2 separate regions of the Homo sapiens genome follow, and region 1 is linked to region 2. Evidence: chromatin contacts called from ENCODE Hi-C or POLR2A ChIA-PET data. All regions are on one chromosome and are shown on one strand. Each heading gives the region's core, a stretch centred on a gene start or an enhancer-like site at or near the end of the contact. The rest is flanking DNA. Distances are from core to core; before and after follow the strand shown. Region 1 overlaps IMMP2L (inner mitochondrial membrane peptidase subunit 2). Region 2 overlaps PNPLA8 (patatin like domain 8, phospholipase A2).

Evidence for each region. A loop is a pair of places that touch in the nucleus more often than their neighbours do. ChIA-PET counts read pairs that join two places held with the same protein, here RNA polymerase II (POLR2A). Pooled maps may share reads with other maps.
Region 1: a pooled map shows a loop between it and region 2 (19-fold over the local background). The contact joins two enhancer-like sites. A Hi-C loop is called at or near these places in 2 of 50 pooled maps. POLR2A ChIA-PET finds 5 or more read pairs at or near these places in 2 of 52 experiments (OCI-LY7 and activated CD8-positive, alpha-beta T cell).

The regions. Positions count from the first base shown.
Region 1 is chr7:111,082,061-111,085,089 of GRCh38, reverse strand. The region is part of intron 3 of IMMP2L (inner mitochondrial membrane peptidase subunit 2); the gene reads left to right. Among named protein-coding and RNA genes, the nearest start is that of LRRN3, 7.6 kb to the left of the region's middle. Within about 2 kb of position 1,494, at least 5 of the 41 ENCODE cell types and tissues checked have a DNase peak (open chromatin) inside an H3K27ac peak, as active enhancers do.
Region 2 is chr7:108,502,052-108,505,397 of GRCh38, reverse strand. PNPLA8 (patatin like domain 8, phospholipase A2) reads left to right here. Exons shown (of 11, transcript NM_001256007.3): 5 at 2,756-2,907. Among named protein-coding and RNA genes, the nearest start is that of PNPLA8, 22 kb to the left of the region's middle. Within about 2 kb of position 1,902, at least 4 of the 41 ENCODE cell types and tissues checked have a DNase peak (open chromatin) inside an H3K27ac peak, as active enhancers do.

The DNA of each region.
Region 1 (3,029 bases), core at 245-2,744, 2.6 Mb before region 2:
TATTTCTCTGTAGATCCAAAAAGGTCTCTCATCTTGGCTTTTCTCTATGTCTCTCTCCATTCTTTTCACTCAGGGGATTGACTTTTACTCCTTTTCTAGCGATGTGAAACAATATCTAGCAATATTTCCACAAAATCCATACATTTACTTGTTACTCATACTATAATAACAACAATCATCCCTTTAATCCTGAACCCTCATCTATCTTTCCTTCTCTGTTCTCCTCACATTAAGTTTCTCAGAAGAGCTATCAATATTTGCTACAATCATATCATCACTTTCTACCTACTTTGTCAGTTGACTTTTCTCTGATTTCTAATCCAAACTTGTTACTGAAATTCTGCTTTGGAATCTCAACCAGTGCCCTCCCAATTTGGTTATTGCACATCAAAGCCTCCTAAGTCATCTTCATGCTTGTCTGCACATTCTGTCTCTTGTCATTGTGGGTTCATCTACCTCTTAAGTATTTATCCTAGGCTTGTTCTTTTGCCTACTGTTCTTTATATGCTCTCTTAGATAATATTGTCTCTACTACTATGTAATTACTACTTTCAAACCTATATCAGTGCTCTTGCAAGTAAAATTAATCAGTCTCTTTATCCGTGCATCCATCCATCCATCCGTCTATCTATCTTTCTACCTATCAATCCTTCCCTCCAATTGTCTGGTAAATGTCTCTACTTGCGTGATCCCCAGGCACTCTGTACTCTACGTGTCTAAAGCTGACCTCTTAAGCGCTCCCCTAAACTGGCTTTCTTCTTTTTTCCTTTCTTTTTTTTTTTTTTTTTTAATTTTATTTCTGCTGCTGCCTCGTTACCTAGAGAATTACAGGAACTTTGGATCTTGTGCCTCATATCTTGCATTTCACCATATACAACTTGATTTTACTCTGAAGTTTTCTTAAATTATCTTCTCTGTCTGCTAGATATTCATCGTCTCTTACCTTGGCTGCTGCAATTTCTCCTAACTTCCCTGCTTCCAGTCTCATCTTTTCTAGTTCATCTTTCTTGCTTCCAATCTCATACCTTCTAGTCCATTCTTCCCTTCCTCCACAACACAGTCAGGCTCACACTTGTGTTTAGCAAGCCTACTTCTTACTGTTCACTCTTCATTCCTCAGTTCAATTATTTCTTGACAGCAAATTTAGTATTTTTGTTGTTATATTTATTATTGGTATTATTCAGAAAATAGAAATGATTTTCCTTGAGCTATCCACAAACCACAATGAAATAGATCAGATTTTAAAATATGCATAGCTGTACACATGCAGAAATTATGTATGCTGAAATTAAAGTACCTAGAATAATATTAAATAGCATTTGTTGAGTTTAACTCGATGCAAGACACTGAAACTTGGTAGACCCTGCACACATATGGTTTCATTCTTACAGTACCGTGAGGCAGTCAGGGACTTTCCCCTTTTCACAGAAGAGGAAACTGGGGTTGGTGAACTTCTACAGTTGTCACGCTAGTGAAGAAGGAAAGCTAGAATGCAAGTCAGGCTTCAAAGCCAACAGTCTTAAAACTGTATTTTCTTCTCTTCAGTGATCTTTTGAGGCCCTCGTTCTCCTCTCCTTTGCGGGTTTTATAGCTTAACTTTTGCTTCCTGTGTTTGCTTATGTGTAACCAGATTGACAAAAAATATTCATGGTAGAAGACTAACAATTTAGCTATACCTCATGTTTTTCAACCCCAAAATGTTTGACAATATTTTTATTCTCCTAATTGGATGATTAACATAGTGTGAAGGTATCTATAAATCATTATTCCTCAAAGGCAAACATTATATCAGCTGAGATAATTTTTTATTATTTTCATGTTGGTTTTTATTTTGGATAGTTGTTGTTATTTGTCTGCCTTTAAGAGTCAATATTTAAGATGAATGACAATTGTATTATCCAGCTCTTTTTCTAATTATTGTGTCGTCCTGAAACTAAATAACAAAATGGATCGATACACATACATAAAACTTCAACATTGGTATACATGAAACTACTTTACTATATTTTAAATATATTTGAGACTACAAAAGGCAACATTTGCACCCTGTTTTAATAGCAGAGTTTCAAAGCTTTATTGAAGATGATTGTTATGCAGAAAACTGGAAAATCAGAGTAGTAGTCTTTAGGCATAGAAGGAACAAGAATAGGACAGGCTTAGGTTTTTAAGGTAAGGAAATGTAAAATACAATCAAACAAAAGAGCAACACGTGTCATTTTTTTTTTTTTTTTTTTGGCAAAATCGCTTATCTTTCTTTCCATTCCATAGACATGATGCAGAAAATGAGCAAATTAACCCTCGCCATTAAGAGCACTTCTTACATCTTTAACCTTTTATAAAGGGTACATTTGATTAGAAATGCAATGAATATTCAGTGCTTTGGTCAGTTTAGACTTTGGGGGTGCTCCCCAGCTGTATAATGCTCACTGAGAGCCTATGTGTGAACCACAAGCCTGGGAGAAGCCTGGCTGTCTGAAGGGGCTGTGCTGAAGGCTTTCACATAGTTCCCATTACTAAGGAAACCACTCGTTTTGTCTGAACACTCTCTGAATAGATGTCTCATTTGAAGTCTAGTGCTCAAACCATGAGGATTGCATTATGGAGCTGAGAAAGAAATGAGGAGAACAAAAAATGCTTGAAAATGCCAACAAGCATTCACAAAGCGTTGTACTGTAATAACATTCCATGAGACAGAAGGTGCGTTTATTTTTGCCGCATTCCAAGTTATTTTGGTGTTATAAAAGCAAATTCCTTTGCTTGCCCACGTAATCAAAATAAGAAAAGCAGATGTTCTTCTGACCTATTCTTAATTCCTGCTCTTGTTAGGGTCTCACTGAGAAGTGTGACATATAGAAAAAGCAGGACAAAATATGGATTCTCATATTAATGTAGATTTGCTCCGTTGTACTTTATAACTAAATGGTGTAGTGCTATCCCTGTGCCAATAAACAAACACATGTTCAGAGTCAGACCTCAGGATTTGTAGCCTCCAAATGGTTACTGTTAAATTCAGAATGGCTACTGCAAAC
Region 2 (3,346 bases), core at 653-3,152:
AGTGAGACTCCGTCTCAAAAAAAAAAAAAAAAAAAAAAAAAAAAATATATATATATATATATATATATATATATATATATATATATATATATATATAAATTTTCTTGTGTTTTCTTCTGAAACCTTGCTTTGCCTTTTACTCTTCTATCTAGTATTCATCTAGAATAGATTTGGTTGTGTGGTGTGTGTCAGAAGTCCTGACTTTTAAAAAATACACTTATCCAGTTGACTCAGCACCATTTATTGAAAAGACCTTTATCATAAATGAGATGTATATATGGATCTGTTTCTAGACACAGTATTTTTCATTTATGTATTTTTTGAGATGGAGTTTCGCTCTTGTTGCCCAGGCTGGAGTGCAATGTGCAATCTTGGCTCACCACAACCTCTGCCTCCCAGGTTAAAATGATTCTCCTGCCTCAGCCTCCCTAGTAGCTGGGATTACAGGCATGCACCACCATGCCCAGCTAGTTTTGTATTTTTAGTAGAGATGGGGTTTCCCCATGTTGGTCAGGCTGGTCTCGAACTCCCAACCTCAGGTGATCCACCCACCTCGGCTTCCCAAAGTGCTGGGATTACAGGCGTGAGTCACCATGCCCAGCCAGACACAGTATTTTGTTCCACTGGTATATTTGTGTGTGGTTGTGCTGATAGTGCACTGGCTCAATTTTTGCAGCTGTATAAACCTAGGTAGTATAAATCCTCCAACCTTGTTCTTCTCAATGTTGTTGGCATGGCTATTCTTGACATGTTATATTTCTATATGAATTTTAGAATCACCTTATCTACAAAAAAATTTTTAAAAGAGAAAAACATGGTGGGATTGCAGTGAATATGTGGAACAATTTAGGGTGAATTGGGTCTTTGTTGAGTTTCCAAGCCATGACATATGGCATATTTTTTCAATTATTCGGGTCATCTTTATTTTCCTCCTGTGTTTTAAAAATTTTCAGTGTTGGGTGTCTTTTACATCTTCCATTGGAATGATTTTATTTAACTAATTCATAGGTATCTGATATATTTTGATAATTTTATTTTGTTATTTTTATTTCAACATGTTTTTGTGGTAATTCTAATATGAACATCAATTCTTGGTTTTTGTAATTCGGTACTGGATTCACATACGTTATAGTTTTTCTGGATGCTGGACATTGTAAGTTTAAAAAATTGCATAAGCTCTAGATTATATCAAATTATATCTTTTTCTGGGGTTTATTTGTTCTTCTGTTTGGCATTTGAGTGGAGCCCTGATAGCCTTAATTCAGTTAGGGTCAAATCTGGATCAAGGCTGTATTACAGTTTGGGTAAGACCTCTAGTTTGCCCTGATTTTTGGGCATATTCTTCCAGGGTGTGTTCACTTAACCACCATCTCATTGGGTCCTAAAATCTCAAGAATACAAAGCCTTCCACTCTGATTTTCAGAGGTCTTCGGCTTACCTTTTGCCTTCCACACCTCATGATTTTAGAATTCAGCAAATGTCTTGAGGTAAAGCCAACCATGTGTTTGAAGCCCTTCAGGTCTTCCATTTTTTTCACTCCAAACCCCTTAGATGCTAAACGATCAGCTGGTTTCTCTGTCCTTTATTTGGGGCCCTCTGTCTGAGTCAGACTCACTTTTTTGGTCCTTTACTTTTTCCTGGAATCAGCAAATGCCTCAAGGGAAGAAAAGCTATAGTTTACCAGCTCACTTCCTAGCAATTACTCCTTCTCCAGATTCTTGGCTCCATCTGTTCTTGTTGCTTCAGCAGCTCTCTGTCTGATGCCTTTAAACAGATGGTACTTTTCTTGTATTTCATCAAGATTTTCTTGTTGTTGATGTGAGCGTTGATCTGTAACAGAGTATTTCATCTTAACCGGAAATGGAAATTTGCATTATTCTCCACCATTGCTCAAGTTCCTCTAGTGGGGCCTCACAGCTCAATATTAGGGGAAAAAATATTGAGAAAGAATTTAGAGTATTTCAGGTTGATTGATCATAAAAAAGAAACAAAATGAGTGATACCTAGGAAAATTGTTTGATTTACAGAAGGTTGCACAGCAGAATTATAGCTGCCACTCAGCCATTCCATTAAACCTGCGGTACTGACTATGTAAGATGCTTCTGTGTACAGAAGCTAGAGAATCTTTGGTAAGCAACATAGAACTCTAGGATTTAAGCTCTTGTCTGTGATCAACAATATGATGTTGAGTGCTTAGAATCTTGAAGTCTCAGGTTTATTTAAACTGATTATTTAATTGTAGTGGCCTGCTTTTACCTTCTCACCTCAGTTACCTTTGTTAACATTTGTTTGTATTCTTTTATGAGGCAACCTTGAATCCCATATGCAATGTATACAAGATGGTTCATTATTTCTTTTTAATAACAGTTTAACTTCTAGTAGTTACTGTGAATCAGTTTTAGCCTCTTAATCTCAGGATTTGGACTAAATATTATACAAAATTTATAATGTTAACCTTTTGTTATAATAATTTGTAAATTTCTATAAATTATATTTTCTCTAGTTAAGTATTACATCTTTTAATGAAAACTTTTGAATATTGGTTAATTTTTGTCCTCAATATTAGAACAAATGTAATCTAGAAAATTGACATTAATATATCAAAAACTAATCTGTCTTATAAGATTACTGAGAAAGTAATGAACACTGTCACCTTGGTTGTCATGTGGTGAACTGCATGTATTGGTTAATAATAATCATACATTTTCAGTCTTGATTTGACAAAAGCAACAAAGTATCTTTTCTCTCAATATAGGAAAGAATTATTCCATATTTATTACGACTGAGACAAATTAAGGATGAAACTCTTCAGGCTGCAGTTAGAGAAATTTTGGCCCTAATTGGCTATGTGGATCCAGTGAAAGGGAGAGGAATCCGAATTCTCTCAATTGATGGTGGAGGAACAAGGTAAGGCTAGGAACATGATTCTTTTTTTTTTTTTTTTTTTTTTTTTTTGAGATGGAGTTTCCCTCTGTTGCCCAGGCTGGAGTGCAGTGGCACAATCTCAGCTCACTGCAACCTCTGCCTCCCAGGTTCAAGCGATTCTCCTGCCTCACCCTCTCAAGTAGCTGGATTTACAGGCTCCCGCCACCATACCCGGCTAATTTTTGTAGTTTTAGTGGAGACAGGGTTTCACCATATTGGCCAGGTTGGTCTCAAACTCCTGACGCCAGGTGATCTGCCTGCCTTGGCCTCCCAAAGTGCTAGGATTACAGGCGCGAGCCACTGCGCCCAGCTGGAACATGATTCTTAAAAACTACAGATTCAATTCAGCTTTAGGAATTAAAAAAAAAAAGATTTGATATAAATAAAATCAAATTTTTAAAATAAAACATGAAATTGTTTT